Linked DNA regions of Homo sapiens: region 2 is linked to region 1. Evidence: read pairs that join two places in POLR2A ChIA-PET (ENCODE). Cell type or tissue: IMR-90. All regions are shown on one strand. Each heading gives the region's core, and the rest is flanking DNA. Links, peaks and the distances in the headings are about the cores only. Region 1 overlaps DNAJB6 (DnaJ heat shock protein family (Hsp40) member B6). Region 2 overlaps LMBR1 (limb development membrane protein 1).

Region 1 (16,583 bases), core at 7,767-15,766:
CTCCAACCTGGACGACAGTGAGACTCCATCTCAAAATAAATAAATAAATAAATAAAAGAAACTACGGGAACGCTAAAGGCTCAAGGCCAACTCTCATCCTACATGTGGGTTTTCATCCTTTCCCATTACATAAATATAATTTACTTAGCAATGAGTCCCAGATGTAAGCTCCAAGCTCAGGCCTCTCCTGGGCACTTCAGACACAAATAGACAGATGACTACTTGACACAGCCACTTGGATGTCCAGCAGACATCCTAAATAGAACACGACCAAAATTTAACTCTTAATCCTCCCCACCTCCTACATACCTGGTCATTTTCTAGTAAATTCTACCTTGAGCTCCGAGGTGCCTGTGAAATGTTCACCTTCGCCAACGTCACTACACTCAGCACACAGACACAAATAAATCACAAAGTTCTGCCGAGTCTACCTCTGAAATAAATGAAATTCATTCACTGTTCTTTATCTTCACCAGCATCATTATCCCTTACCCTGACCTACAGCAGCCTCTAATTTCATCCTGCCCTGTGCTCTCAGAGATGTCAGCTTATAAATGTGCAGATATTGGCTGGGCACGGTGGCACACACCTGTAATCCTGGCACTTTGTGAGACCAAAGTGGGAGGACTCCTTGAGCCCAGGAGTTGGAGACCAGTTCGAAAGCGTGCCACAGCACTCCAGCTTGGGGTGAGAGCGAGACCTGTCTCCAAAAAAATGAAAATAATTTTTTTAAAAAAAAAATTAAAACTAAAAATGAATAGCTGGGCACAGCGGCTCACACCTGTAATCCCAGCACTTTGGGAGGCCAAGGTGGGTGGATCACCTGAGGTCGGGAGTTCGAGACCAGCCTGATCAACATGGAGCAACCTTGTCTCTACTAAAAATACAAAATTAGCCGGGCGTGGTAGCGCATGCCTGTAATCCCAGCTACTCAAGAGGCTGAGGCAGGAGAATCGCTTGAACCCAGGAAGCGGAGGCTGCGGTGAGCCGAGATCGCACCATTGCACTCCAGCCTGGGCAACAAGAACAAAACTCCATCTCAAAAAAGTCGAAAAAAACAAACAAAAATGAATAAATGTGTAGATTATTATCACAACAGATACAATCTGTGGTCCTGCCCTGGACAAAACCAGCTATAAAGTACAGGTCAATTCAGAATTAAATTGAAATAAAAATTTACTATACTGGCTAATGCTAGATCAAGCAAGAAAATTTAAAAAGCTATCCAAAATCACAGACTCAGGCCAGGCGCAGTGGCTCACTCCTATAATTCCAGCACTTTGGGAGGCCAAGGCAGGAGGACTGCTTGAGCCCAGGAGTTCAAGATCAGCCTGGGAAACACAGTGAGAACTCTGTGCAACAAAAAAAAAATTTAAGTAGCTGTGCATGGTGGCATGTGTCTGTCATCCCAGCTACTCAGGAGGCTGAGGTGGGAGGATCACTTGAGCCAGGAAGGTTGTCAAGGCTACAGTGAGTCAGGACTGCACCGCGGCATTCCAGCACAGGCAACAGAACGAGACCCTATCTCCCATCCAAGCACTAACCAGGCCCAACTTATCACAAACAAACAAAAAAAAATACATACACACACACACACACACACACACACACACACACACCCCGGTCAAGAAAAACAACGGGACAGACAACCTGTAACTAAGAGTAAATGACAACTAAATACAATCTGGGTTCCTCGGATGGTTTCTAGAACAGGAAAAGGACATTAGCAGAAAAACAGGTGGAATATGAATAAAGTCCACATTTAACAATACTGTAGCGGTGTCAACTGCTTACTTTTGAGAAATTCACCACAGTTACCACAGTTACAGAAAGATTAAGGGAAGTTGGGTGAATGGTATACAGGAAAATCCCTGTACTATCTTTACAACTTTTCTGTAAATCTAAAACTACCTCAAAATAAAGTTTAAAAACTTCAAAAAGACGAAGTGTACATCAAAAGGACACAGAAACCAAACTGGACCGGGTGCGGCAGCTCACACCTGTAATCTCAACACTTTAGGAGCCCGAGGCGGACAAACTGCATGAGCCCAGCAGTTCAAGACCAGCCTTGGCAACACGGCGAAACCCTGTCTCTACGAAAAATTTTAAAAATTAAAAAAAAAAAAATTTGATAGGGCAATTCCTGACCTTAACGAGAATGTGGGCTTCAAAGTGAATTGACTGAATTGAATTTAAAACCTACATTTAAAATTCTTGAGTTCATGTCACTCTAAAAAGCCAGCAAGCACTAAGAATCAAGGATTTACCACCCTGCCTTCCCTGTACAGGGAAGCAGTAATGTTCACAGCGTAGGAACTTGGAAGTGGAACTGGGTGTTTATCGTAAACAAGCCGTGGTTCCTTGGAAAACTACCTACTCACTGTGGTTGCTTCCCCACCCTGTGAAGTGGGTGACATCCACTTCCATGGTTGTTTACAGATGATGCTCTCCAAGGGAAGAAAGCCCTGAGCTCCATCTAGAATATCCTAAGTGCTACCTGCTTGTGATGAAGTAGAAAGGAACCAGTAATACACGGAGTGGATGGTCTCACACAATGAGGAAGTGGGAAGGAAAGAGAAAAGCAGGCAGGAGCGATGGGCACACAGACAGCCGCCTGAGCACAGTCAGGAGAACTCATCTGCAGAGATGCCACACCCTCACCAGGGAGCCAGCAGGAATAGTCAAAGGACCTCCAAATCACCCCCACCCCCATCTTCATACCACCTCATTCCACATTCAACTGAATAAATATTCAGAGAGTAATCCACCATCAAATACACACTGCATGATTAAATAAAGCCTTCAGCAATACTGAAGATACTCCTAGCTTACTTGGAGTAAAAAAGAAAATTATATATATATACATATATATGTATATATTTTGAGACAGAGTCTTGCTCTGTCGCCAGAGTAGAGTAGCACAATTTTGGCTCACTGCAACCTCCAACTCCCTGGTTCAAGCGACTTTCCTGTCTCAGCCTCTGGAGTAGCTGGGATTACAGGTGCCCACCACCACGCCTAGCTAATTTTTCTATTTTTAGTAGGGACGGGTTTCACCATGTTGGCCAGGATGGTCTCGATCTCCTGACCTCGTTATCCGCTCACCTCAGCCTCCTAAAGTGCTGGGAATACAGGCGTGAGCCACAAATTGGAGTAAATATTTTAAATTGAGAAGTTTTGTTTTTTTGTTTGTTTGTTTGTTTGTTTTTGAGATAGTGTCTCGCTCTCTGACGCCCAGGCTGGAATGCAGCAGCACAATCTCGACTCACTGAAACCTCCCCACCTCCCGGGTTCAAGCAATTCTCCTGCCTCAGCCTCCCAGCTAGCTGGGACTACAGGCATGTGCCACCACACCGACTAATTTTTTGTGGTTTTTTTTGTTTTGTTTTTTGGGTTTTTTTTAAAGTAGACACAGGGTTTCACCATGTTGGCCAGGCTGGTTTCAAACTCCTGACCTCAGGTGATCTGTCCACCTTGGCCTACCAAAGTGCTGGGATTATGGGCATACACCATATCCAGCCAAACAAGTTTTGTGGTTTTTTTTGTTGTTGTTGTTGTTGTTGTTGTTGTTTTGAGACAGAGTCTCACTATGTCACCCAGGCTGGAGTGCAGTGGCACAATCTCAGCTCACTGCAAACTCCACCTCTAGGGTTCACACCATTCTCCTGCCTCAGCCTCCTGAGGAGCTGGGACTACAGGCATCCACCACCACACCTGGCCAATTTTTTTTTTGTATTTTTAGTAGAGACAGGGTTTCACCATGCCAGCCAGGATGGTCTCGATCTCCTGACCTTGTAGATCCGCCCTCCTCGGCCTCCCAAAGTGCTGGGATTACAGACATGAGCCACCGTGCCCGGCCCACAACAGTTTTTTAATAGAGTTTTTGGTAAAACCATGAGTTGGGAGACAGTCAGGCTTAGTTCTTCCAACTACTATTGACCTTTAACATTCTTTTCAAAGACTCAGAACAAAAACAGTGAGACAGTATTCAAAGACAGGACAGGTATGGTGGCTCAGGCTGAGGGGGGCGGATCACCTGAGGTAGAGAGTTCGAGACCAGCCTGACCAACATGGAGAAACTCTGTCTCTACTAAAAATACAAAATTAACTAGGCATGGTGGCACATTCCTGTAATCCCAGCTACTCAGGAGGCTGAGGCAGGAGAATTGCTTGAACCTGGGAGACGGAGGCTGCAGTGAGCCGCGATTGCACCATCGCACTCCAGCCTGGCCAACAAGAGCGAAACTCTGTCTCAAAAAAAAAAAAAAGACTGGACAAAAGTTAAGCAGCTGGCTAATGTCTGGCATATGCTACCACAGAATCTCAGAATTAAAAAGTTGTTGTCTCTGGCCAGGTCTGGTGGCTAACACCTGTAACGCCAGCTAAGACTCGGGAGGCTGAGGCAGGAGACTCACTTGAACCTGGGAGGTGGTGGTTGCAGTGAGCCAAGATCGCACCACTGCACTCCAGCCTGGGAGACAGAGTAAGACTCCATCTCAAAAAAAAATAAAAAAAAAAAGGTTGTTGTCTCCAAGTACTTCGAGAAAAGTGCCATATTGGGCGTCTTCCTCAAATTCTTATTAAAGGACCTTTATATCACCAAGTTCAAGCTCTGACTCATAAGGCATCCACACTTCAATAACCACTAATTAGTGCAACCTTTCTCTGCCTGAACAAACGCCAGTGACCGGAACTCATTATCTCCAAAGTCAAGCCCTGAATTTTAGTTAACTACAGGAATTCTTCCTTATGCTGGGGAGCGGGGGTCTCCAAGGAATTTTCACCCTTTGGTCCTTATTCAAATTATGCGATACAGGTTCAATTTCTCTTCCGCATAGTTACCTTTGGATATTTGGGGGCTTTATCTTGGCAAGTTTTTCTGTCTCTAGGCAAATATACCCTTACAATTCTTCACAGTTCCTCCTGAGAAACCCTGACCTACCTGGTCCCTCCCCTCTGAGCAAGCTCCAATGTCGTAATGTCTTAGTGCCCCCAGTCCAACACAGATACTCCAGGGACAGTCCAATTGCCACCAACAAAAGATAACAAGACCCACAGCTCTCTTTCTGATCAGGACGGGAAAATGGACCAGGATGCTACAATTAACAATAAAATTCGGGCAGGATGCAATGGTTCATGCCTGTAATCCCAGTGTTCTGGGGACAGAGAATGAGGGAACGCTTGAGCTAAGGAGCTCAAGACCAGCCTGGACAACAAAGGGAGACTCTGAATCTACTAAAAATAAAATAATTAGCCGGGCGTTGGCCAGGCGCGGTGGCTCATGTCTGAAATCCCACCACTCTGGGAGGCTGAGGCGGACAGATCACCTGAGGCCAGGAGTTCGAGACCAGCCTGGCTGACATGACGAAACCGTCTCTACTAAAAATACAAAAATCAGCTGGGTGTGGTGGCATGAACCTGTAATCCCAGTTACTCAGGAGACTGAGGCATGAGAATTGCTTGAACCCGGGAGGCGGAGGTTGCAGTGAGCTGAGATCATGCCACTGCACTCCAGCCTGGATGACAGAGTGAGACTCCGTCTCAAAAAATAAAATAATTAGCCAGGCATGATGGCACAGCGCATGGTCCCAGCTACTCGGGAGGCTGAGGTGGGAGGATGGCTTGAGCCCAGGAGGTCTAGGCTGCAGTGAGCCGTGATTTTACCACTGCACGCCAACCTGGGTGACCGAGCAAGACTCTGACTCAAAAAAAAAAAGTAATAAAACTCTGCTAAGTCCCCTGGTCTTTTCTAACCTGGGGTCACGGTCCTGCCTTCCCATTACCTTTGGGCAGGTGAGACTCTCAAGGGAAGGGAGGGTCACACCTTGCCCAACTGTTTCATTTTAGTGAGACTGGCCCCATTAGTCAACCAATCAAAGCCTTCCTAATGTTAAAAGAATATTGTCATTCTGATTGAATTTAATCATACAAACTTACTATTTATAACACACACTATGCTAGCTTTGGAAATAATAAAAGTCATCAAGTTTAGTGGAAGACAGGCATGTAGACAAATATGCACATGGCCGTTGCAGGGTCTCACACCTGTAATCCCAGCACTACTGGGAGGCCGAGGCTGGAAGACTGCTTCAGCCCAGGAATTCCAGATAAGCGTGAGCAACAACACAGCAAGCCCTCATCTACACAAAAAATAAAAAAAAATTTAAAAAGACAAATATGCACAGAGTGCTGGGGAGATGGTATAGAGACCATGAGGAAAGGAAAAATTAACACTGACATTTTACTGACGAAATGAAAAACAAGAGTAAGCTCCCCAGGCAGAGAACAGAGGCAAAAGTATTCCACACACAAGTAACAGCGTATGCTCAGGCAAAATAACGACAGCACACAGCCCATGTGGGACGCAGCAAGTTAGTAGGGTGGAACGTCAGTGTGAGGGTGCTGGGAGTAAGAGGGAGGGGAGGGAGTCAGGACAAGAAAGAACAGGGCGCAACTGAAGAATTTTACAACTAAGGAATTAGGACTCTTCCACTGTAAGTAGAAGAGTTAAGCGGTGGTGTGAACTCAACAGGAGTATGTGGAAAGATAACTTCTAACTACAAGGGAGATGGACTTAAGAGAGTGATGACTGGACGGCAGGGTTACGAAGATGCTCCAAACGATATGTGCGGGAATCAAAAACGACAGGAATGCAACCAAGCGCAGACAGGAGAGCTATTTAGGAAACTGTTTAGGGTCCTTCTCCAAGGCAAGAAAACTTCACCAACAGGGTTCCATGCACATCCACAAACGCTAGGACTGGTGCAGAAATCTTCCATTCCTATTTAAAATATGGCAATATTAAAAAATAAGACTGGGCGCAGTGGCTCATGCCTGTAATTCCAGCACTTTGGGAGGCCAAGACGGGTGGATCACTTGAGGTCAGGAGTTCAAGACCAGCCTGGCCAACATGGCGAAACCCCATCTCTACTAAAAATACAAAAAATTAGCTGGGCAAGGTGGTGGGCGCCTGTAATCCCAGCTACTCAGGAGGCTGAGGCAGGAGAATCGCTTGAACCCGGGAGGCAGAGGTCACAGTGAGCCAAGATCACGCTACTGCACTCCAGCCTGAGCCACAGAGCAAGACTCCATCTCAAAAAAATAAAATAAGGCCAGGCATGGTGGCTCACGCCTGTAATCCCAGCACTTTGGGAGGCTGAGGTAGGTGGATCACCTGAGGTCAAGAGTTCAAGACCAGCCTGACCAACATGACGTAACACCATCTCTACTAAAAATACAAAAATTAGCTAGGCATGGTGGTGTGCACCTGTAATCCCAGCTACTCGGGAGGCTGAGGCAGAAGAATCGCTTGAGCCCGGGAGGCAGAGGTTGGAGTAAACCAAGATCACACCACTGCACTCCAGCCAGGGTGACAGAGCGAGACTCCAACTCAAAAAAACAAATAAATAAACAAACTTCTTATAACCTGAATGACAACAGGTAATTTTAAACGTGACATGCTAATCATCAAGTCATATGATGCTTAATTAGTTTACTAATAATTGAGGCTTAATTATTAGCCGATTAAGGGGGAAAGGAGCTGGGGCAACAATGTGTTACTGACTCACGTGTCACACATTCTTACAGGTACGTATTCCATCACAGTCATTCTGTGAGTTACTGTTTGTAGGTGAGGAAACGGGGGCTCAAAGGAATTAAGTAAATGTCAATGTTCCAGCAAGTTCAAAACCCAAGTCTGAGCCGAGCACAGTCACGTGCACCTAAAGTCCCAGTGACTCAGAAGGCTGAGGCAGGAGGATGGCTTCAGCCCAGGAGTCTGAGTTCAACCTGGGCAACATACCAAAGACACTGCATCTTTAAAAATAGTAAGAATCCAAGTTTGCCTCCAGAACTCATGCTAGCCTGTATCGTGGCACTATGCTGTCAATGTACACAATTCCAACCCTCAAGGCTATGGGACATTCTCTCACCAGTACTTGAAATCTCAAAATTACCTTTTTAGTTTTCATCAAATGCCAGTAAGACTAACAAATTTAGAATATAAATTAAATACAAATACGCATTACAGAAACAACAAAATGAAAATAGCTGGCCGGGCGCGGTGGCTCATGCCTGTAATCCCAGCACTTTGGGAGGCCGAGGCAGGCGAATCACGAGGTCAGGAGATCAAGACCATCCTAGCTAACACGGTGAAACCCCGTCTCTACTAAAAATAGAAAAAATTAGCCGGGCGTGGTGGCGGGCGCCTGTAGTCTCAGCTACTTGGCAGGCTGAGGCAGGAGAACGGTGTGAACCCGAGAGGTGGAGCTTGCAGTGCGCCGAGATCGCACCACTGCACTGCAGCCTGGGCGACAGAGCAAGACTCCATCTCAAGAAAACAAGAAAAAAAAGAAAATAGCTGAAGGTCTAGAAAGAGAAATCCACGTGTCTCCAAGGAAACCTGCAGAGCTGGCTGAAGTGCTGATGCTGCAACAATCCCCACTGTTTGCTGCAAGCTCACTCCTTACTGCTTCAGTCATCACTGATGTAAGACACAATTTAAAATTTGACAAACTCCATGAAAGGTTACCTGCATTCAAATTTTTTTATTAACCTCAGAATTTCAAGGCTACCTATACATTTCTATCAGTATTTCCCTATAGAAGTATTTTTGGTAACACTATCTTTTTTTTCCTCAGACCTCTCAAAAACAGTGTTTAAAAAAAACTGATAAAACTATATATTAAATATCCAACTGTGTATTAGATGATAAAGCAGCCTGAAGCTGTAGAAATACTAATGCATTCCAAAACAATTTTAAGCAAAAAGTTGCCTAATCAAGATATAAAACTAGGTACCAATTAGCATTATTTGATACATACTTGGACGATTTCCCTAGTCACAGAGAAACTAAGTTGTATCTTTAACTTTTTTTTTTTTTTTTTTTTTACTACTCCTTGCAGAGCAGGGCTACCCCATAGGCAGTGTGCCCGGAGTAGCCTAATATCATTTAAGTGTAAAATACATGGATTCATTTCTTAAAAGACACCATTTGTGGCAATAAAACATTTTAACTGGCCTTCATCTCCCTAAGGTTGGCCCTGAATCCTTCTGGCCCGCCCAGCACTGTGAGGATGAGCACAGAGGACAAAGCTCCTCTACTTCCCTCTTCTCCTGGCCCGTGTGTTCAATGCACATTACAGAAAACAGGTGATCCCAGAAAAATGTGGGCCCTCAGGAGGACTGGAAGGCACACTCAAGCTGCCTTCCCTGCCCAGCGAGAGCCTGGACTCCAGCCCTCCACCCTACAGAAGCTCAGCCAGGAAAAACCAGCTTCCCTCACCAAGAAACCAGTGCATCACCTGCATTTTAAAATAATATACTAAATCAAAAGAAGTAATTTCTACAGCAGATCACTCACATCAGAGCTCTACAAGCATAGGTGTCCATTAGAACCCCACTTGGCAAAAACCTTTTTAAAACCATGCTGCTCAAAAGACTCCATAAGCCAAATGCAGCTATTTAAATCTGAAGTCATTAAAATTATACACAATTTAAAATTTGGCCCCTCAGCAATCTTTGTTTGGATATGACCCCCAAAAGCACAAGGAACAAAAGCCGAAACAGACAAGTGGGATTACATCACACTGAAAAGCTTCTAGACAGCAAAGACACAGGAGTGAAACAACCTTGGAAATGTGCAGAAGGATCACTTGAGCCCAAGAGCTTGAGACCAGCCTGGGCAACACAGTAAGACACCATCTCTACAAAAAGATAAAAAAAATTAGCTGAGTGGGGTGGCACATGCCTGTACTCCCAGCTATGCAGGAGGCTGAAATGGCAGGATCACTTGAGCGCAAGAGATCAAGGATGCTGTGAGCCATGTCATGTCACTGCACTCCAACTTGGACAAGAGACAGGGCAAGGCCCTGTCTCAGAAAAAAACAAAATATATAAAAAATAAAAATTTTAAGCCAGGCGCAGTGGCTCACGCCTGTAATCCCAGCACTTTGGGAGGCTGAGGCGGGTGGATCACCTGAGGTCAGGAATTCAAGACCAGTCTGGACAACATGGTGAAATCCTGTCTCTACAAAAAATACAAAAACTAGCCAGGTGTGGTGGCGGGCGCCTGTAATCCCAGTTACTTGGGAGGCTGAGGCAGGAGAATCACTTGAACCTGGAAGGCAGAGGTTGCAGTGAGCCGAGACCACTCCATTGCACTCTAGCCTGGGCAACAAGGGCGAAACTTCATCTCAAAAAATAAAATAAATAAAAATAAACAAAAAACTTTAAAGTTAAAAATGATAAAATAAAAGTGACAGTGCTGTAAAGTAGCACTTTAAAAGAAATCACAGCTGGGTACAGTAGCTCATGCCTGTAATCCTAACACTTTGGCAGGCTGAGGCAGGGGGATCACTTCAGCTCAGGAGTTCAAGACCACGCTGAGTAACACAGCAAAATCTTGTCTCTACGAAATATAAAAACTCAGTAGGGTGTGGCAGTGTGCACCTGTAGTCCCAGCTACTGGAAGTGGCTGAGGCAGGAAAATCACTTGAGCCCAGGCAGTCGATGCTAGTGAGACGTGAACGCACCAATGCCCTCCAGCCTACGTAACGGAGCAAGACCCTGTCACAAAAATAATAAATTTTTTTTTAAATAAAAAATAAAAAAACAAATAATTTCAGGCTGGAAGGGAATTTGCGTAGAGCAGGAAGATATTCTCTAACTACAAAATTAACTTTTTTTTTTTTTTGAGTTTGAGTCTCACTCTGTTGCCCAGGCTGGAGTGCAGCAGCACAATCTCAGCTCACTGCAACCTCCACCTCCCTGGTTCCAGCGATTCTCCTGCATCAGCCTCCCGAGTACCTGGGACTACAGGTGTGTCCCACAATGCCTGGCTATTTTTTTTTTTTTTTGAGACGGAGTCTCACTCTGTCACCCAGGCAGAGTGCAGTAGAGTGCAGTAGAGGGATCTCGGCTCACTGCAAGCTCCGCCTCCCGCGTTCACGCCATTCTCCTGCCTCAGCCTGCTAAGTAGCTGAGACTACAGGCACCTGTCACCACGCCCAGCTGATTTTTGTATTGTTTTAGTAGAGATGGGGTTTCACCATGCTAGCCAGGATGGTCTCAAACTCCTGACCTTGTGATCTGACCACCTTGGCCTCCCAAAGTACTGGGATTACAGGTGTGAGCCACCACACCCGGCCCATAATTAACATTTCTAATAACAATTATGAAACTTCTTTAAACTATTAACTAGGTCCTACTGTCTATTAAGGAAGCCATAGAAAACTTTTCAATTAAGAAATTAAGAAAAAATATTTCTTAGGAAAACTCGGTTTGTTAATTTCTGCAATTTCCAAAAGCAATACATCTAAATCAAGTTTAAAAAAACGAAAAATCTCTATTAAAACCATGAAAAAAATTAGCCTAATCGCCATTAATCAAAAATAACCTTCTCCAATAAATTCAATGACCTCTAAGTTTAGGACTTTTAAAAAAACACGTCACATAAAGATTAGGCGTGGGTAGCTCATGCGTATAATCCCAGCACTTTGGGAGGCCATGGCAGGTGGATCACCTGGGGTCAGGAGTTTGAGAACAGCATGGCCAACGTGGTGAAACCCCGTCTCTACTAAAAATACAAAACCCAGTCAGACGTGGTGGCGCCTGTAGTTCCAGGTGAGGCAGGAGAACTGCTTGAACCCGGGAGAGTTTGCAGTGAGCTGAGATCACACCACAGCACTCCAGCCGGGGCAACAGAGCAAGACTCCATCTCAAAAAAAAATAGTGGTTTCTAAATTCATCTGAGGCCAGGTGAGGTGGCTCACGCCTGTAATCCCAGCACTTTGGAGGGCCGAGGCACGCAGATCACCTGAGGTGTTCAAGACCAGCCCGGCCAACATGGCAAACCCCTTTCTCTACTAAAAATACAAAAATTAGCCAGGCATGGTGGTGAGCGCCTGTAGTCCCAGCTACTCGGCAGCCTGAGGCAGGAGAATTGCTTGAACCTGGGAGGTGCAGGCGCAGTGAGCCAAGATAGTGCCACTGCACTCCTGCCTGAGCAACAGAGCAAGACTCTGTCTTAAAAAAAAAAAAAAAATTACCTGGGTGTGGTGGTGCACATCTGTAATCCCAGCTACTCAGAAAGAAGGCTGAAGCACAAGAATTGCTTGAGCCTGGGAGGCAAAGGTTGCAGTGAGCCAAGATCACGCCGCTGCACTCCAGCCTAAGTGACAGAGTGAGACTTGGTCTCAAACAACAAAAAAAAAAAGCAAAAACAAAAAAAGTACAGACAGGTAGGAAAAAAAAAAACCCACAGCAGTGAATTTTCATTCCTTATCACACACATCACCTACTTATTTCATTATCCAGTATGTCCTAAAATATTTCTGAAACAAACACAGAAGTTATTTCCCCATTACTCAAGATCAGAGACCATTTCTTCAACTAGCACTCATCACCTATTAGATACTTCCAAGCTTAACTCCCTTTCATTAAAAAATCATAATAGGCCAGGCTTGGTGGCTCACACCTGTAATCCCAGCACTTTGGAAGGTCGAGGAAGGTGGATTGAGGTCACAAGTTCAAGACCAGCCTGGCCAACATGGTGAAACCCTATCTCTACTAAAAATATAGAAGTTAGGCCAGCACGCTGGCTCACGCCTGTAATCCCAACACTTTGGGAGGCCAAGGCAGGCGGATGACCTGAGGTCAGGAGTTGGACAGGGCAAAACCCTGTCTCTACTAAAAATACAAAATTAGCTGGGTGTCGTGGTGCATGCCTGTAATCCCATGTACTCGGGAGGCTGAGGCAGGAGAATCGCTTGAACCTGGGAGGCAGAGGTTGCAGTGAGCTGAGATTGCACCACTGCACTCCAGCCTGGGCAACAAGAGTGAAACTCAAAAAAAAAAAAAAAAAAAAAAAAAAATTAGCCAGGATAGTGGCACGTGCCTGTAATCCCAGCTACTCCGGAGCCTGAGGTAGGAGAATCACTTGACACTAGGAGGCGGAGGCTGGGGTGAGCTGAGATCACGCCACTGCACTCCAGTCTGGGTGACAGAGTGAGACCCTGTCTCAAAAAAAATTATTATTATAATAAAATAGGGCCAGGCTCGGTGCTTCACACCTGTAATCCCAGCACTTTGGGAGGCCAAAGCAGGTGGATCACCTGCTTCCAAACCAGTCTGGCCAACATGGCAAAACCCACTCTCTACTAAATATACAACAATTAGCCAGGTGTAGTGGCGAACGCCTGTAATCTCAGCTACCAGGGAGGCTGAGGCAGGAGAATCGCTTGAACCCCAGAGGTGGAGGTTGCGGTGAGCCAAGATCGCGACACTGCACTCCAGCCTGGGTGACAGTGTGAGACTCTAAAATAAACAAAGCAACACTCGGTTAAGTACTCAGTCTCCAGTGCTGCTGAAACTTATTTTTTCCAACTTTCTTGAATTCTGGATTCCATTATTAATCACAGGAAGGTCATCAGGACATACACAAACTAGAAAGAATCTAATTCAATCAATACTTTCTAAGCACTCTGTGTCCTGGACATTCCTATAAACACAAATAACTTCAGATTCAAAGCCCACCCAAGTGGTACATGCCATCTCAAGGTGGCAGAGAGGAATAAGTATTAGTACACAGTTCATAAGCATACCAACTAGAGCACACACGTATATATGCACAACACAAATATAAAACACACTTTTAATTTAAGCCTTTGGTGGCAAAAGGTAAGTAGAAAAATATCAAAGGGGGAAAAATCATATGTAGTGTAAACTAAATCACCCTTCCAAAGACACGTAATTTTGCAACACAGCTTAAGAATTCTAAAATATGGCCTGGCGCAGTGGCTCACACCTGTGATCCCACCACTTTGGGAGGCCGAGGCGGGTGGATCACGAGGTCAAGAGTTCAAGACCAGCCTGGCCAAGATGGTGAAACCCCCGTCTCTACTAAAAATACAAAAATCAGTCGGGAGCAGTGGCAGGTGCCTGTAATCACAGCTACTCGGGAGGCTGAGGCAGGAGAATCGCTTGAACCCGTGCGGCAGAGGTTGCAGTGAGCCGAGATGGCGCCACTGCATCCAGCCTGGGCAATATGAGATTCCATCTCAACAACAACAAAAAAATCTAAAATCTGGCCAGGCACCTGGCTCACACTTGTAATTCTAGCACTTTGACAGGCCGGGATGAAAGACTCACTTGAGGCCAGGAGTTCGAGACCAGCCTGGGCACACAGGGTGATTCCACCTGCGCGCGCGCACACACACACACACACACACACACACACACACAGCCAGGTGCGGTGGGTCACGCCTGTAATCCCAGCACTTTGGGAGGCGGAGGCAGGGGATCACCTGAGGTCAGGTGTTCGAGACCAGCCTGACCAACATGGTGAAACCGTCTCTACTAAAAATACAAAAATTAGCCAGGCGTGGTGACACGCGCCTGTCATCCCAGCTACCTGGCAGGCTGAAGCAGGAGAATGGCTTGAACCCAGGAGTGCAGTGAGCCAAGACCGCGCCACTGCACTCCAGCCTGGGACACAGAGCAAGGACTCCATCTCAAGTAAATCAGTCAGTCAACTAATCATCAATCAATATTCCTTCTCAAGTAGGATATCTCCAGGAACATGAAACAGGTCAACAGTGATTTATGTCCATACAAAAACATAAAGGGTTTTGTTTGACAAAACACCTCATTAATATCAATACAAAAAAAAAAATCACATTTTTACTAGTTGACTTTTCTGCAGGTAGGCGTTGTCGTTTTTCCATTCCTACATCATCGTTTCTAACATATTCTTGTTTTCACCAACTTTGCTCTTCTTCTCATTAACCTCATTTTTTTGAGTTTGATATTCTCAAATTCTATTCATCCTTGAACTACACCATTTGCTAAATCCTGCCACTGATCCTACTCTTACTCGCTAATGAGCCTGCAGTTACCCGCCTCTCACCACCAGGTGGGGTCCTGCACAAATTTAACCAAACCACATTTTGAACAGAATCATTTCTGAGGAAATGAAAAAGTTTTAAAAAGGTTTCCAAAAAACGCTGTTAATCCAGTGTGTAACCTCGATGCAAATAAATACTAAGAAGTAAAAATCCCGTCAAAACGTCAACTCACAAATACAAAGGCTAATTACATTCTCTTATTCCTCAACAGATATCTGTAAGCATTAACCAATATAGAAGCTGACCTTTACAGCAGACGACAGTAAGGTGTCTGTGCGGTCCCGCGGTGACACCCAGTCCACAGCGACACGTTCAGGATGACTAAAAATACCTGCCCAAGTTATGAAGTGCCCTCTTATAATACTCTTTAAAGTGACAGCCGGACGCGCGGGCTCACACCTGTAATCCAGCACTTTGCGAAGCCGAGGCGGGTGGATCACCTGAGGTCAGGAGTTCGAGACCAGCCTGAACAACATAGTGAAACCTCGTCTCTAATAAAAATAGAAAAAATTAGCTGGGCGTGGTGGCGCATGCCTGTAATCCCAGCTACTCGGGAGGCTGAGGCAGGAGAATCGCTTGAACCTGGGAGGCGAAGTTGCAGTGAGCCAAGATGGTGCCATTATACTCCAGCAGGGGCAAGAGCTAAACTCCATCTCACACACACACACACACACACACACACACACACACACACACACACAAAAGGCCGGGCGCGGTGGCTCATGCCTGTAATCCCAGCACTTTGGGAGGCCGAGGAGGCGGATCACGAGGTCAGGAGATCAAGACCATCCTGGCTAACACGGTGAAACCCCGTCTCTACTAAAAAAATACAAAAAAATTAGCCGGCTGTGGTGGCGGAAGCTTGAAGTCCCAGCTACTCGGGAGGCTGAGGCAGGAGAATGGTGTGACCCCGGGAGGTGGAGCTTGCAGTGAGCCGAGATCGCGCCACCGCATTAATTACGGCCTGGGCGACAGAGCAAGACTCCGTCTCAAAAAAAAAAAAAAAAAAAAAAAAAAAAAAGGTGCAAACAGACCATTCCACCCCCACCTCAGACCTGGATTTAGGTTATCTAGGTTGAAGACTGATGAGGGTGACGGGTACCACTGTCCAAAACAGAGTTAATAGAAGGGAATTACGGGCTTGCTTAAAAATGAAAGCTAATGTACGCCACTCAGTAACAGGTATCACACTGTAATACCATATGCATATTTTAGTCTTCACAACATTCAACACTCCCCACCTAGTGTTCCGGAAAAACTGTCCTACAGCCAGAATTACTTCCCAAACCTAACACTTTCATATCCAGAAGAAAATAAATTTTAAAACACTGTTTTGAAGAGAGTGCTGAACTCATCTCAAATTCTTTAAGAGCTCTGCCCTCTGGAATTCCCAACTTTCTCACCTTCCACAGCACAGATGAAGCCTGGACACTTTCCAAAAGCTTCCCAACCCCTTTGTTCTCCCACTTCCTGTCAAATCTCCACATCTACCAACTTAAGGCAACTTACTTCCCAAATTTCACAGCCTGCGTAATCCACAAAAACCCGCAGCTCGCTGAAGCGTGCATAAAAACTATTCATCCCTTTATCACGGAAGGCAGAAAGAAATGTGAAAGCACAAACTCCAAGGGAGCTTAAGGCCCTCAGGAGTGGAAACAAGTCTGGAGTCGGCGAGGCGCG
Region 2 (16,583 bases), core at 5,766-13,765, 620 kb after region 1:
TATGTAAGTAAGCAAGCAAGATAGGTAAAAACAAAAAGAAAGCAGAACTTAAAATCCACAAAACAGAATTTAAGTTGAAAGGCATTAGAAACAAACAGGGTCATTATGAAATGATAAAATATATGATTCATAAGGAAGATGTAACAGTCTAGGATGAAAAACAAAAACAAAAACAAAAAAACCCTAGCAAACAGAACCTCCCAGTCTCAGCAGTCAAATACAATTGCATAATGAAAAAAAAAAAAACACCACTCTTAAAAACTGAGAGAACTTAAAGTACAGTTGTAGTGGGTATTTTAATTTCTCTGTTTCAGAATTTAACAGGTAAAATATAAAGAATACGAAGATCCACCATTAGAGAAACAAGCAGAAAACAGGAATAGGGAAAATTCAGGTGATAAATGCATAGAAATATGTCCAACCACATTTAGGGAAATGCATGTTAAAGTAACAGGAAGAAAACATTTTCCACCCATCACATTGGTAGAATTCAAGAGTTATAACATCCAGTGCTGAAGACGATACTGGAAAATAGATACTTTCAAAGCTATTGATAGAAATGTAAATTATTACAATAGTTTAAGTTATTACAATATTTGGGGGAAGTAACCTTCTATAAATGTTCATACCCTACTCAGCAATCTAAGTTTTGGGAATCTGTCTTACAGAAATAATTAGAACCAAAATGTACTGGATGGGCATACAAGAATGTTTATTGCAACACTGTTTCTAGTGGCAAAAAGTTGAAAACTTGAATATGTGTAAAGGGAATAAAGTTGTAGTACATCTGTACTATGGAATGTTATTCAGCTGTCAACTTGGACATATAATTGACTAGGAAAGCAAATGGTAAAGTAATAGGTCTGACCCCATTCGTGTAAAACATGTAATAAAAACCATGCATATGATACATATGTATGTGTGAATGTGCTTCTGAATGTGAAGAAAGGTATGGAAGCATCAGCCAAGCTGTTCACAATTGTCATTTTAAGGAGGTGAGATAGAGAAGAGAAGATCTTGATTTTTTTCACTTTCTATAGTAAGCCCAAGTTGCTTTTGTAATTAAGAAAAGATTATTAATAGATCAAATTAGAACTTTACCACGTTAAGAAATTTTCTAGGAAACATGTAGCATTTATTTTTAATATTCTTATTTCAATAGGTTTTGTGGTACTGGTGGTTTTGGGTTACATGGATGTATAGTGGTGTGATCTGAGATTTTAATGTACCCATCACTGGAGTAGCATACGTTGTACCCAATATGTCGTTTTTTATCCCTTGCCTCCATCCCAACCCTCTCCCTTCTGACTCTCCATAGTCCATTATATCACTCTGTGGAAACGTGTAGTGTTTAATCAGCAAGAAGTTTTAATTGGTAAATATATGGATGTGCTTTCCTCTGAATCACAGCAACATTTCTTGTTATTTTTGATTAGCAGGATTTGCCATGTGTTATTTTAGATTTTAATTAAAGGGCTACCTGTTCTATAGTGTTAGGGGTTCTGTTTTACTTCTAAATATTTTTTGCTTTGAACAGGGCTGTCTTCATCGGTGGAATACAACATAATGGAGTTGGAACAAGAACTTGAAAATGTAAAGACTCTTAAGACAAAATTAGGTATTGTACTTTTTTTTTCTTGACTTGTGTATTGGCCTTGGTTTCTTATTAAAGACTTTACTGTAGTCTGAAATATTAGAAAATTTATGAAATCTTTATGTTAAAACTTTTGACCTGCCCAAAATCATTAATAAAGACTATCTTACAGTTTGGGGAGAGGATAAGTTTACATTTATTCACTTTTTTTGGTTTTATATATATACAAAATGACTTTTCAAAGGTTCACAGGTTCAAAGATGTTGCTCCATTGCCTTCTCACTTGCATTATTTCCAACAAGTCATCTGTCATACTTATCTTTTAATGTGTCTTTTTTCTGTATCTGCTTTTAAGATGTCTTTATTGTTGATTTTGAACAATTTGATTGTGATACGCCTCAGAGTAGTTTTCTTCATGCTTCTTAGAGCTAGGAGGTTATAGTTTTCAACTAATTTGGAAATTTTTTGACCATTACTTCTCCAAATATTTTTTCTTTTCCCCTCATGCTTCCCTTTTCAGGGACTCCAGTTACATGTATTTTAGGCTATAGCTGAAGGATGTTCCTTTATTTTTCAGTTTTTTTCTTGCTGTATTTCATTTTGATTAGCGTCTATAGCTGTGTCTTCACTTTCACCAATCTTGTGCATGTCTAATCTGCCTTTAATCTCATCTAGTGGTTTTTGCTTTTTTTTTGTTTTTCTACCATCTGCAGTTTTCATCTCTGGGGGCCTGTTTGGGCCTGTTTTGTATCTTCTATTATGTCTCTAACACGTTCAATCTGTGTCCTCCCTCTTTGTGAAAATATAGAATATAGTTATGACAACACTTACAATGTTTTTGTCTGCTACTTCTAACATTTGTGTTAGTTCTTGATATGTTTTGATTGATTGATTTTTTTACCTCATAATCACTGGTATTTTCGTGCTTCTTTGCATGCCTGGAAACTTTTGATTAGAAAATAGGTATTTTGAATTTTACCTTGTCAGGTGAGATTTTACCCTTGTTGGGTGCCTCACTTATAGTATTTCTTTTTGTTTTGTTTTGTTTTGTTTTTTAAGACAGAGTCTCACTCTGTCGCCCAGGCTAGAGTGCAATGGTGCGATCTCAACTCACTGCAACCTCCGCCTCCCCGGCTCATGTGATCCTCCCACTTCAGCCTCCTGAGTAGCTGGGACCACAGGTGCATGCCACCACAGCTTGCTAATTTTTTGTGTTTTTGGTAGAGTTGGGGTTTTGCCATGTTGGCCATGCTGATCTCAAACTCCTGGGCTCAAGTGTTCTGCCCACGTCAGCCTCCCAAAGTACTGGGATTACAGGCATGAGCCACGATGCCTGGCCACTTATAGTAGCTGTGTAAGTGAGGAACTTTGTTCTGAAATGTAGTTAAGTTACTTGGAAACAGTTTGATATTATTGTATCTTGTTCTGAAGACTTTTTAGGCTGGACCAGGGGATCATTGCCTCTAGGGTTAAGTATTCCCCACTGCTCAGGCAAGACCCTTCCACAGATTCTATCCAATGTCCTGTGATTGATGACATTCTGTACTGTCTTGTGGAAGAAGCAACTATTTTTGGCCTTTTGTGATTGTTGAGTGCTGTTTCTTTTCATATTTTGGGGTGGTTCTTTCTTTAGCCCTGGGTTGTTTCTTCACATGCCTGAGCCGATATACTTGAGAATTTTTTATGAATTCTTTACTGAATACTCAAGGGTGACTCTTTGCAGATCCTTGGAGTTCTTTTTCTGTGCTTCAGTCTCCTGTCTGGCACTTTGCTGCACAGACTCCAGCTGACATAGTCTCCCCAGATTCCCATTTCATGCTCTCAACTCAAGGGATGAGCTGGGCTCAGCTTGTGTTCCTCCTTCCTGCATCACGGCCTGGAAACTCTCAAGACAGTAAGCTGGGTCAGAAAGGGCTTGTGTGGTTTGTTTCCTGTGTCTCAGGCATCATTGTTCTTCCACGATCAGATGTCCAGTGTCTTGAAAACTGTTGTTTCATTATCTGTGTACTTTTTGGTTTCTTAATTGTTTCAAGCTGGATGACACACCTGGTCCCTGTTGTTGCCGCAGCTTCAGAAGTGGAAGTCCAGTGTTATGTTCTTGAAAATCAAATACGATGTTCATTTATTTTCATTTCTGTTAATAATATTTCCTGAAGTTACTTCAGTCATCCTGCTGTTGGTGGATATTAGATTTGCTTCTAGTTTTTTGCTGTTACAAATAATGTTGTTATAATCATTCTGGTATGTAACTCTTGGTATATATGTTTTTTCAGGGTACATACTAGATATGGAATTACAAGATCATTGTATATGTGCCTGTGCAACTTTTGTAGATAAAGCCAAATAGTTTTCTCACATAGTTGTATTAGTTTGCATTCCTGCTGGGCATGAGTATTATACTTGACAATGTTGGACTTTAAAATTTTTACTGACTTAGTGGATGTGAAGTGGTGTTTCTTTGGTATTCTAATTCATATGTTCCTGATTTGTATTTTTATTTTTACATTTCTAATGTTCATTTAGCTTCTGTTTGAAAAACACAGGTTTGCTGGCAATAGATTCTGTCAGTTTTTGTTTATTGGAAAACATACTAAAAATTTTTGTTTGGTAGCTATCAGCATTGGAAAGATGTTGTTCTACTGTCTTCTGGTTTCTTGTTAAAAGTCATGTTGTTGCTCTTTCAAAGGGCTTTAAAGATTTTCCTTTTGTCTTTGTTTAGCAATTTTACTCTGATATGCTTAGATTTGGTTTTCTTTGTATTTATCTTTCTTGAAATCTATGTGTCACTTCATGATACTGTGGCTTGATGTCTTTTATCTATTTGGGAAAATCTTGGCCATTGTCTTATCAGATATTGCTTCTGCTCCATTCTCTCTTATTTCCTTAGGCTGCAGTTACACACATGCTAGGCTTTTTCATTCTTATATTCTTTTCTGTATTTATCTCCTTTTTATCTTCATGCTTCAGTCTGATATTTTCTCCTGGTCTGTCTTCCATTTTGCTTTCTTTCAGCTATGTCATAACTATTGTTAAAACTATTGAATTCTTCACTTTAGTTACATTATTTTTCAGTTCTAGATTTTCTGTTTATTTTTTATAGATTTAAATTTACTTGCAAAATTTTCCATTTATCACTTATTTTATTGAATATGTTAATCATTTATTTTAAAGCATCTTTCTGATAAATCCAATACATGGATCACCTGGAGGTCTGTTTCCATTGTCTTTTTTTTTCCCTCTTTTTCCATTTATTTATTTATTTATGAAATGGAGTTTCGCTCTTGTTGCCCAGGCTGGAGTGCAGTGGCCTGATCTCAGTCCACTGCAACCTCCACCTCATGGTTCAAGTGATTCTCTTGCCTCAGCCTCCCGAGTAACTGGGATTACAGGTGCATGCCACCATGCCTGGCTAATTTTTTGTATTTTTAGTAGAGACGGGGTTTTACCATGTTGGCCAGGCTGGTCTCAAACTCTTGACCTCGTGATTGGCCTGCCTTGGCCTTCCAAGTCCTGGGATTACAGGCGTGAGCCACCGTGCCTGGCCTCTTTTTCCCATATCTGGTAATGTTTAATTGAATGCCAGATATTTCTTATACAAAACTATAGAAACTCTGCATGGTGTTTTCTTCTTTTTGGGAGGATGTACTTTTGCTTCTGGTAGACAGTTACGGTAGGGACGTATCAGTCTAATCCATTAGGCTTGAGATCATTCAAGGCCAGGCTTCAGTCTTTATGACGACCGGTCCATTTCCACTTTGTCCTTCCTTCATACTAGGATATAGCTTTTCATTGGTCCTAATTGAAAGCCTAGTTCATTAGTTATTGACTATGACCTCATTTTCTTAATGAATTTTAGTTTTTACCTCTCAAGAAACATGAGCCTGACAGAAGCTTTGCTTGGCTTCTCAGCCTCATAGTTGCATCTTTCTGTTGTTCTTCTTGGCCTCTTAGCCACTGGTGTCTTGAAGGGAAAGTGGCACTGTCTGCCAGGTTCACTTCTTTGCCCTTTTCTTTTCTGTATGATCATAGCCTCTCAAGTTTTGACTGCATTGGTAGCCCCAAATGCCAATGTCTGTCCTCTTGGCTCTGTTGAGTTTGCTGAAAGGTTTGCTTTAGAATCATTGCCTTTTACCCATTGATTTCTCACCCTCTTGGGTCCATGCCATTTATATATTGGGAAATGTCTTGCAGAAGAAGGTGTAGTACAAATTGGAGGTCTTAGCTCAGTTTACTTCACAGAATATTGGCCCCTCAATTTTCATTGTCTTGATAGCTCTCTGATACGTTCATACAGATTTTTTAAAAATTAAGTTTGATTTATCTTTTCTTCTTGTTCTTAGCATGAGGATTGGTGTTATAGGTAAAAGTAGAAGTTTGCTTCCAGCCTTTAGAAAACTAGAAGTGCTTATCTTTGGGAAAATAGAAGGGGGCTGGGCGCAGTGGCTCACGCCTGTAATCCCAGCCCTTTGGGAGGCCGAGGTGGGTGGATCACGAGGTCAGGAGATCGGGACCATCCTGGCTAACATGGTGAAACCCTGTCTCTACTAAAAATACAAAAAATTAGCCGGGCTTGGTGGCATGTGCCTGTAGTCCCAGCTACTTGGGAGGCTGAGGCAGGAGAATCACTTGAACCCGGCAGGCAGACGTTGCAGTGAGCCGAGATTGTGCCACTGCACTCCAGCCTGGGAGACAGAGCGAGACTCCATCTCAAAAAAAAAAAAAAAAGAATAGAAGGGATTTTTATTCATATAACTTTATTCATTCAGATATATATATATATATCAATATGTAGATCTATATGAAATACAAATATAGCCCTCAGTATTCGTGGGGGACTGGTTTCAGAACCCCCATGGGTACCAAAATCCACATATGGTAGAAAATTATTGCAGAACCTGTGGCTATAGAAGGCCTACTGTATGTCTGTATTTTCAGAGTCAGCTGTATATCAACAATATATTTCCTTAATGATTGAGATGTCTTCACAGAGCTGAAATTTACGCATCACAGGATTGAGGTGTTTAATGTAGCAAACTGGTTTTAAAACTCTGATTTTTGTCTGGGTATCGTAGTTCGTGCCTGTAATCTCACCATGTTAGGAAGCTGAGCGGGGAGGATCGTTTGAGCCCAGGAGTTCAAGACCAGCCTGGGCAACATAGCAAGAACCTGTCTCCACAAAAAATAAATAAAAAAATTAGCCAGGCATGGTGGCATGTATCTGTAGTCCCAGCTACTTGGGTGGTTGAGATGGGAGGATCACTTGAGCCTAGGAGGTTGCAGTGAGCTGCGGCTATACCATTGTGCTCTAGCCTGGGTGACAGAGCAAGGCCCTATCTGTAGTTTTTTTAGTTTATGGAGGAAAATTAAAAGTAATTTATGTTTTTTAAAAAGAAATTATGTATAAAACAGATTATAGCATTATGGAAGGAAAATGTTAATTTGGAGAAAACTTTGTTTTATTTTGTTTTTCCTTTTAATAGAGAGGCGAAAAAAGGCTTCAGCATGGGAAAGAAATTTGGTGTATCCCGCTGTTATGGTTCTCCTTCTTATTGAGACAGTAAGAATTTATTTGCCTAGTTAAATAAAAGCAAATTATATTTTATTTACTTCAGCATTTGAGTATGGCAGCTCCCTCAGCTAAATGGTTTTTCATAAACTAGTTTTCTATCAACAGGATTAAAATCCATCTATGCCTTTATTTATGAAAATCCAATAAAGCAAAAATGGAAATTAATGGCAATTTAAAAAAAATTCTGAAGATTATCTGTTTCTTCATGAAAGCAGGAAATTCAGTCTTTGTTTTCATTGAAAATTAAGAAAACAAGGTGTTGCAGATAACCTGCTTTAAATTCTGTGATAAAATATGAAAATTACATTATGAAGTTAGTTCTGATAATATTTTACCACTTTTTTAAGTCTGTGGAGTTGTGTGTTTCCAATTGGTGAGATCACTTAGTAAAAGGATCTATATACTACCAGCTTTTGTCACAAGCTTTGAAATGACAATAACTTGCAGAATCTTTTAGAATTTCTTCAGTTCTTGTTTGTAGTCTGATTACTTTAGTTTTATATATAGCGTTTTGGTCTTGACTGCTTTCCCTCTATTCTGAAACGTGTATTTGGTTACCTAGATTTTAATATTTTGTATTGGTGAAAAATCTTGAGAGCTGACAGTTTGCTGTTTGTCTTGTAGTCCATCTCGGTCCTCTTGGTGGCTTGTAATATTCTTTGCCTATTGGTTGATGAAACAGCAATGCCAAAAGGAACAAGGGTAAAGTAAAATCCTTTAAAATGTCTTTCTTTTGCAAAAGTATTCTATGTCTATACCCTGAGTATTTCAAGTAAGCAAATGAAAACATTCACCTTTGTGCATGTATATACTTCAAGTTGTATGAATTTCTTTATGCAAAGAGCCTTTAAAATATAAACTGTGATTTTTGTTTCTAATTTTTTACTTTGGATTGACAGGGCCTTTTTTCAAGTGTTGGAATTTCCTTTTAGATTTCTTATCAGAGTTTATCTTGATTTTACTGAAATTCATTTAGCTATATGAAATTCCTTTAGCCATAGTCTTGATTCAGATCCCCCCACCTGAGTCTTTCCAGGACCTTGTGCCATCTGTTATTGCCATTGTTGTATTCACTTACAGCCTCTTCTCCATGAGTACAAGCCCACCATCATGCTCCAGGTGCCTCATCCTACAGACAGACAAGAAACTACCCTTTGCCATGTACAGTCTTATCTTTTTCTTTAGTTTTATACCCAAACCCACTGATAGAACAGGAAGTCGCTTACTATACTGACTTCCTAGTCACTTTTAACCCATTTTACTATACCAACAAAACAAGTCCCAAGCCCTATAGTATATTTTTGTACCCATCCCCCTTAGTGCTTAGTGGAGAATGACTTGTACGTCATAGGAGATCCCTGTATAATTGTGTAAAAAAATTAGATACTCTTAATCCTTCCTACATGGCTTCTCTTGAGATAGCATAATTCCAAAGTATTATCTCTGTTGATCAATAAGCTTCTGTAGGGGAGAAGAAGTAATACCTTTTTCTAACCTATTGGAAGGTTCATGGCTGAGATGCCTATAACAAAAGATTAATAAGAGAAAAGCTGACAAACTTATTTAAGATAAGTTTTACATATCACAGGGGTCTTCAGAAATAAAGAAGACCAAAGAAACAGAAAAAGCTGTGTACTTTTATGCTCTGGTTTGTTGAAGAGTGGACAGTAGTGGGAAGTATGATTGGAAGACAGGGGTGTGATCTAATGATTATAAACCGGGGGGATTTAGCAAGGCCTGTTCATATTCTTCTCGGTGTCCTCGTGTCTCCGGAGATAAACATGTGCTTCTCCTCTGGGTGGGTTGCGGGGGGCACCCTTGGATGGGGGTCTTATGGCCTGCTTCGCAGGAGAAGGAGACAGATCAGTGTGTGACCTTCCTAGGTTTTCTCAAATACCAGGTCCCAAATTTTGGAGTAGTGTGTCTTGAACCCCATCACTTTCTACCAGCATCATTTATTTCTTCTTCAAAAGATTGTCAAAAAGTTATTTTTTATTGGGCTGACTGTAGATTCTTAATTATCCCTGGTGTTTCTATTAGATGTAATCTGTGCTGACTAGTAAAACATTCAGATAGTTTCTTTTATTAGTAATCTTTGAAAATACTTCAGTAGGGAATGATTTTTTCAGATCTAATTATAAAAATAGTAACTTTTTTGTGTTTTTTTTTTAAGTTCTAGGTAAAGATAGTTTTTGAGATAGGGATAATTGTTTAGGAAAAAATTTATAGCATTACTTTTTTAAAAATCTATGTTAACAGTTACATCCTTTGTAACTCTGAATTCCCAAGGAAAATTTGGGCAAAGGAAACTTTCAGGTATGGGAACAGGATATGCACATTTACTCTCTTTCTACTCTTAGCTTAATTTTGACATACTTGAATTGTGTAATCTTTGTATATTGTGTAAGCATTCAGATAGCTATGTATCCTATTCTTATTTTTCTATTGTGTTTTTAAAAACTCTTTCCCAAAACTATTCAGGATTTTTTTCCTCAAGTGGCAAGTTGCCCCATTTTATAACAGTAAGCATAATCATGTCATCTTGACAAGTAACTTAAATTACATTTGAGATAAGTAATTTTTCTTGAGCTTATTAAAATTGTTAACATGGTGCCTGAATTTGTTGATGAAATCAGTCTAATGTCATGTCTTGTTGGCCTTTGAAAGTCTAGATGTTATTTCAAAGTAGTAAACATTCATAATTTCAACTGTCTTATTTTATGAAACAGCTGTTTTAGGGAAACCAATATAATGGTGTCATCAAATTCTGAAAAGTGTCTTTCTCCCACCCCAGGGGCCTGGAATAGGAAATGCCTCTCTTTCTACGTTTGGTTTTGTGGGAGCTGCGCTTGAAATCATTTTGATTTTGTATCCTTTCTTTAACTGAACGTTCAGCCTATCCACAAATTTTATACCAAGTTTTCTGGGGCAGTAGTTATTTACTAAGACACTTGTCTAGAAGAGAAAACAACAGGTTAGTCTTCCTCAAGCACTTAAAGCGGCTTTTTGTTTTGCTTTTCCTATGGGCCTTAAGACTTTTTGGAGACTGCCGAGAACTTAGGAAACTTGCATTCTGTTGGAGAGTTTTTTTCCTTGATTCTCACAGCTATCTTATGGTGTCCTCTGTTGTCGGCTTCTATAGCCTTCGATTTTTTGGAAACTTTACTCCCAAGAAAGATGACACAACTATGACAAAGGTAAGGTAGAATCTTAGGTGACTGTGGCCTCTCGTTTGCCTTCCCTGACAGACTGCTTTATTTAATAGTCATTCTGAATGGTTCATTTGCAGTGATAGGTATTTGTTTGTAAGTTGCGTAAACACAAACTGGAAGATTTTCAAAATGCTGAGTGAGTGGGAAAGGGATGTACCCTGTTTAATTTGGATGGCGTCCATTCACTGTAAATGCGGAGAACTGCAGAGCTTGTTAACTAGCTATAGAAGGCTCCTGAAAGGACTCTTTTTCCTCTAAAGAAAACGTATTGCTAATGAGTAACTTGGATTGTGCTAACTGTACTTCAGGGAGCTTGTTTGAAGTCTGAAGAACTTAGTTGCTACAAGTAGTAGGGACAAAGTATTTCAAATTTGAATAATTAAAGTAAGACGGAAGAGTTCTATTCAGAAACATTTTGTAGTCTGAGGCTAATTTGACTTTTTCCACAACATGTCATTGGGTTCAGAATAAAAAGGCTGTTGCCGTATATAGTGACTGAATCTTTATAAAATATTCCCGTAGGCTGACAAAGAAGAATAACTAATAAGAGCTGAAAGCTTGTTTTGTTTTTATTTTATATTTTTAGCCTACTTAAAGGGGAGAAGTTATTTTACACACACACACACACACACACACACACACACACACACACACAGCTATTTCTTTAAACTTAATAAGTAGTTGAGATATTTAGTATCTAGTTTAAGTGATCATAAATATTAATTGATATTTTCAACTCCTCTTATTTACTATGGAAGAATAAACATGGGATGCATTATTACAAAAGTTTAGAGGTTTTGGATTTCTGGTGCTTTTTAAATCTTACAATTAACATTAGAAATAGATGTGATAAAAGAGATCTTAAGCAATAATCTGGCCTTAAAAATGTAGTCAGAAGTATCCAATATGTTAATTATTTTTTGCTTGACAGGCAGAGCCTTTTGAAAGTAACAGCTGCAATCAGTAATGTAAAGTGCATTATCTAGGTGTCAAGTAATTTAAGTATTCTATAACTATATCTGTGCTAGGTACTGTAAACATCTTCTAGAACTTACAGATATAACTTTATTTATTTTAAAAGTGTGTTATTCTTTGAAAATTCTGTACTGAATAGTATCATTAAGAAATCGGCAAAGTACACTAGGTAACTAGAATGCACAATCATTTCTCAGAATGTTACTGGGTTTGATTGTCATCCTGCTGTTTAACTGCCCAATATTCTTTCTCGTTTCTCATAACAGATCATTGGAAATTGTGTGTCCATCTTGGTTTTGAGCTCTGCTCTGCCTGTGATGTCGAGAACACTGGGTAAGTTTCAGTGAGAAATTTTCACTTAAAGATCCATGTTTTTAAAAACTGTCTTTACTGAACTTATTTAACATTTACTCATAAAGATTACCTTTGAAATACAGTGTTTCTTCCTACATTATTTTACACTTTTACTTCTATACTTTATGTATAGGGGCATACCAAGACAAATACTTTTATCAAATAATGACTACTTATTTTTTAAACACTTAAAAGCATTCTTTCTCCAAACAACGGGCTGGTTTTTGTTGTATTTTGTTTTTACTGACACATCTATAAGTTAGGCTTTCGAGTCCTCTAGTGAGGAAACTGCATTAAACTAATTTTTCTATTTAAAAGCTTTTGAGCGTTTATAATTTAGTATGGTTTAAAAAATTGAAAATTTGTAAATTATTTTAAGCTGCTTTGTGTCCACAAAATAGAGGTGAACGCAGTGTAATCTCTGAGAACACACTCTGATTCAAAGGACACCCTTGAGAGTTCCTACTTGCCTGTCATTCATTTCTGTCATTTTCTTATTGTTTCAGTTTACGGAGAATTTGATAATCTTTTAAAAGAAAAACAGATTTTTGCTTTGTCATTGAAATAGTTGAGTAAGTCTTCCCTTAGTTGTCTTTTATAAAATGCTATTGTAGACCATATTCTGAGTTCTTCACTAAATATTATTTCAGACAAAAGTTTCCATTAAGCATTTCTATCTAATTCTCTAGACTTAGGTTTTGACTTAAGAGTGCACACGAATGATTGGAAAATTTTGATCATTAAATTTTAGCTACTTGCTCATAACAAAAATTGCTGGTAACTTTGAGTTGCTTTTGCATTAGCTCTCATATTGCCTCCATTATTTATTGAAGACTTACAGATACCAGGGATGCAGGCTGTGCAAAGAAAGTAGAAGCTTTGTAGTTATCTTCATAATTCTTACAAAGGATTTCATGTTTGTAATAGAAAACAAAAAGTATAAATGTAAAGGGACCACTGTTCCATAAGCTAATAAAAAACTGGTGTGTGTAATAGTCTTATTTCTTTTGTGTTTGCTTTATAGGACTTGTAATTGTTTTGACATCTGCTTATGTGAATCTTGAAAATGCCAAAAGTATGCTCTTTAGCAACCTGATTTGATGTTAAATGTTATCATTTATATTATGACAGTCTATTAAATAATTTCTGTTATATTTCAGCCAACCTATCATTTTAATACTTAGGAAACTCATTCACTGTACTATTATTTAAGATTGATTGCTAATCATTAATATATACCGATTTTATGGAAGAAAATTACATGCTGAGTATAGTTTTAACACAAAGAAAACAAACTAATGGTAAAATTTACTTTTTGAAGGCCAACAAATTAAATTCCAGAGTAGTTTGCCATAGAGATAAATAAAAAGAAAAAAAAGAAAGATGGAACAATTAAAATGCAGCTAACAAATGCCTGGACCCAGCTGTCCAAACAGGATTAATGGAGTGCATTAGGGTACAGTGAGTCATGTGGTGCTTTGCAAAATATCAACACGCACTGCATTACATGTTATGCCCAGTGGCATTGAATAGATGAAAAGAAATAAATACGTTAAACAGATTCATAGAGGCTTTTCACAGTATTAAAAAAGCAAATTTCTAGACTAAAAGAAAAAGCTTTATTTTAGCATTATGGGAAATGCAAACTAGAGAGTTACTTTGTAATTCCTCTATTAACCCTTTAGAATTGAGTCTTTGATTTTAAGAAGATAAAATATAGGGAATTGTCATGAATATTATCCTAGTGTATAACAGGATTTTGATTTACCAGCTGAAAAGCTTATAAGACTAGAATAGAGGATGTATTTAAGCAATCAGATTCCAAGCTGTGACATTTTTCAGTCTTTCTTGTCGCCTCTCTCAAGGAAACCCTGACCTTAGTGTGGTCTCCTTTGCTCCTGTGAAATCAGCCAGCAGCGTCCCATCACTTACAATGGAATGAGAAATGCAGTAACAAGAAAAATCATATTTTATCTCTATATATGTAATTTCTCTATTATTTCAACAGTTTTTTTAGTGAAGAATATAAATTTGATTATAACTTGAAATACATCGAATCTAGTATAAAAGAAATGATGATGTTTTTGCTTCAAAAATGAAAGTGTTCAATGGACATGTTTCTTTTTTAAACATTTGCCCACTATTATTGTTGATGCATCGCAGGCTTTAGATTTAAGTACATGGTGTGATATGACATATTTATTAAATAATTCCTTTTAAATAGCTTGTTATATTTGAATGAAAAATTTTGTACTAACTGAAAAATCACCACTAAGTAAATTTTATAAGCATATTTCTTGCCACAAAGAATTAAGTTGTGAGAAAAATTTTGACCATGTATTCTTGGTTAAGTAGAATTAGTATAAATGATGGTTTTATTTTTCATAGGAAACACAAAGAATCTGTAGTTAAAATTTTTTATTAGAACCCTGAAAAAGTAATGCTATGTAAATGAATATATTTTTCAAAACATTGTTTTGCTGCCTGTTTATATTTAAGTTTTCAGAATCCAAAATTTGGGGAGATTTGATGTCTGTATTTTTAGTAAACAGTTTACTGTGTAGTTTAATAGACTCTCAGGGTGATAAAAGGAGATGTTTGCAAACAAGGTGAAAATAGAACAAGATCAAACTAATTATCTATAGATGTCCAAAATTCTATGCAATAAAATATTTTGAATGTTGCAGTGAATTTTAGAAGAATAGATTCTGTGTGATTGCTGATATGTTCTTTATTATGCTTAATCATGAAACAATTAAGACGTTGATTTTTTGTGTTATTCTTTATTTGAATTCTCCTTTAAAGAGGAAAATTTTTCTCAAATGCAAATGATAGTCTTTGAAATGCTTTTAATAATTTCTATATTGTAATTATTTTTACAGTTATTTTTCATCTTGGAAGCTCTTTCTATAATTTGTAAGTTATTTAGTGTCCAAATACAATTTGTTTTTAATGTACTTATGGTAGTAAAACAAAAACACTTACTCTTTCAAATCAGCTTGAATTTATTTTCAGTATTTTCACATATTTCTCATTTGGGTCCCATATAGTCTATTATCTTACAGGAGTTAAAGTAGATTATTCCTTTTTGCTTCTTGATGAAGGGACCTTGTTTTATAACGGGTCTTTTTTGGAGAGGTCTTTATTTGGGGTTTTGGTAATCCCTATTTATCTGTACCCTGGGCTTTCTCTAGCTCTTGTTGTGAAACAGAAATAAACAATGCTTTCACAGAGGCTTAGCAATGACAAATGTGAAATGGAAGTATAAGTCATATATTCCTAATTATGACATTGATATAAAAATAATTTCAAACCCTATATTGAAAATTTCTCACCAAAAAGTATATATGATTTTATTATATTCAGATATATTATAGAAAATAATAAATGAATAATATGACTTATTATTATTAACTTTATTATTTAACTTTATTAAAGTTATTTATTAACTTATAGTAATTAACTTTTGGTTGATTACTAATGTTCTTATATCTGAGCAATAAGCTTATATATACAGTTGAGATCTTTAAGAATAAAGAATTCTTAAAAATGTTTTGTGCCAAATGTCTAAAACAGTTAAGAGAGCAACTCATGATACCACCATAAAAACTCATATTCCTGATATCTACGAAATGTGTTTCCTGACACTACACTTCTTTCAGGGCAAACAGCCCTGTCTGAGAAAATGTCTGTGGGTCACACATACCTAAATTTAGTCACCTGTTGATATTCAGCTACTTTAAATTTACTTTATTATAATTTTCATGCGGAAAATAATTTCCTTTAGGACCATTTAGCTGGAGGGAACCTTAAGAGGTAATTTGTTTTTTTCTTGTAAATTTGTTTGAGTTCATTGTAGATTCTGGATATTAGCCCTTTGTCAGATGAGTAGGTTGCGAAAATTTTCTCCCATTTTGTAGGTTGCCTGTTCACTCTGATGGTAGTTTCTTTTGCTGTGCAGAAGCTCTTTAGTTTAATTAGATCCCATTTGTCAATTTTGGCTTTTGTTGCCATTGCTTTTGGTGTTTTAGACATGAAGTCCTTGCCCATGCCTGTGTCCTGAATGGTAATGCCTAGGTTTTCTTCTAGGGTTTTTATGGTTTTAGGTCTAACGTTTAAGTCTTTAATCCATCTTGAATTAATTTTTGTATAAGGTGTAAGGAAGGGATCCAGTTTCAGCTTTCTACATATGGCTAGCCAGTTTTCCCAGCACCATCTATTAAATAGGGAATCCTTTCCCCATTTCTTGTTTTTGTCAGGTTTGTCAAAGATCAGATAGTTGTAGATAATGCGGCATTATTTCTGAGGGCTCTGTTCTATTCCATTGATCTATATCTCTGTTTTGGTACCAGTACCATGCTGTTTTGGTTACTGTAGCCTTGTAGTATAGTTTGAAGTCAGGTAGCATGATGCCTCCAGCTTTGTTCTTTTGGCTTAGGATTGACTTGGCGATGCGGGCTCTTTTTTGGTTCCATATGAACTTTAAAGTAGTTTTTTCCAATTCTATGAAGAAAGTCATTGGTAGCTTGATGGGGATGGCATTGAATCTATAAATTACCTGGGGCAGTATGGCCATTTTCATGATATTGATTCTTCCTACCCATGAGCATGGAATGTTTTTCCATTTGTTTGTAACCTCTTTTATTTCAATGTTTATTGCGGCACTATTCACAATAGCAAAGACTTGGAACCAATCCAAATGTCCAACAATGATAGACTGGATTAAGAAAATGTGGCACATATACACCATGGAATACTATGCAGCCATAAGAAATGATGAGTTCATGTCCTTTGTAGGGACATGGATGAAATTGGAAATCATCATTCTCAGTAAACTATCGCAGGGACAAAAAACCAAACACCACATGTTCTCACTCAT

What was found. Peaks named below come from ENCODE experiments on the same cell type or tissue, not always from the same donor. Only the 100,000 strongest peaks of a DNase experiment are listed, where the experiment ranks them.
Region 2: POLR2A ChIA-PET joins it to region 1 with 19 read pairs; 2 of 35 experiments call an interaction of 5 or more read pairs at or near these places.

Annotation. Positions count from the first base shown.
Region 1 is chr7:157,338,623-157,355,205 of GRCh38, reverse strand. The region is part of intron 1 of DNAJB6 (DnaJ heat shock protein family (Hsp40) member B6); the gene reads right to left. Among named protein-coding and RNA genes, the nearest start is that of DNAJB6, 9.9 kb to the right of the region's middle. RefSeq lists enhancers at 5,410-5,979, 14,147-14,667. In IMR-90, for the core only: a CTCF peak has its summit at 14,910 (motif pointing right); a DNase peak (open chromatin) is centred at 14,925.
Region 2 is chr7:156,719,212-156,735,794 of GRCh38, reverse strand. LMBR1 (limb development membrane protein 1) reads left to right here. Exons shown (of 17, transcript NM_022458.4): 10 at 1,538-1,618; 11 at 7,075-7,151; 12 at 7,788-7,865; 13 at 9,958-10,031; 14 at 10,270-10,360; 15 at 11,617-11,683. Among named protein-coding and RNA genes, the nearest start is that of RNF32-AS1, 68 kb to the right of the region's middle. In IMR-90, for the core only: no CTCF peak of the experiment used is centred there; a DNase peak (open chromatin) is centred at 10,514.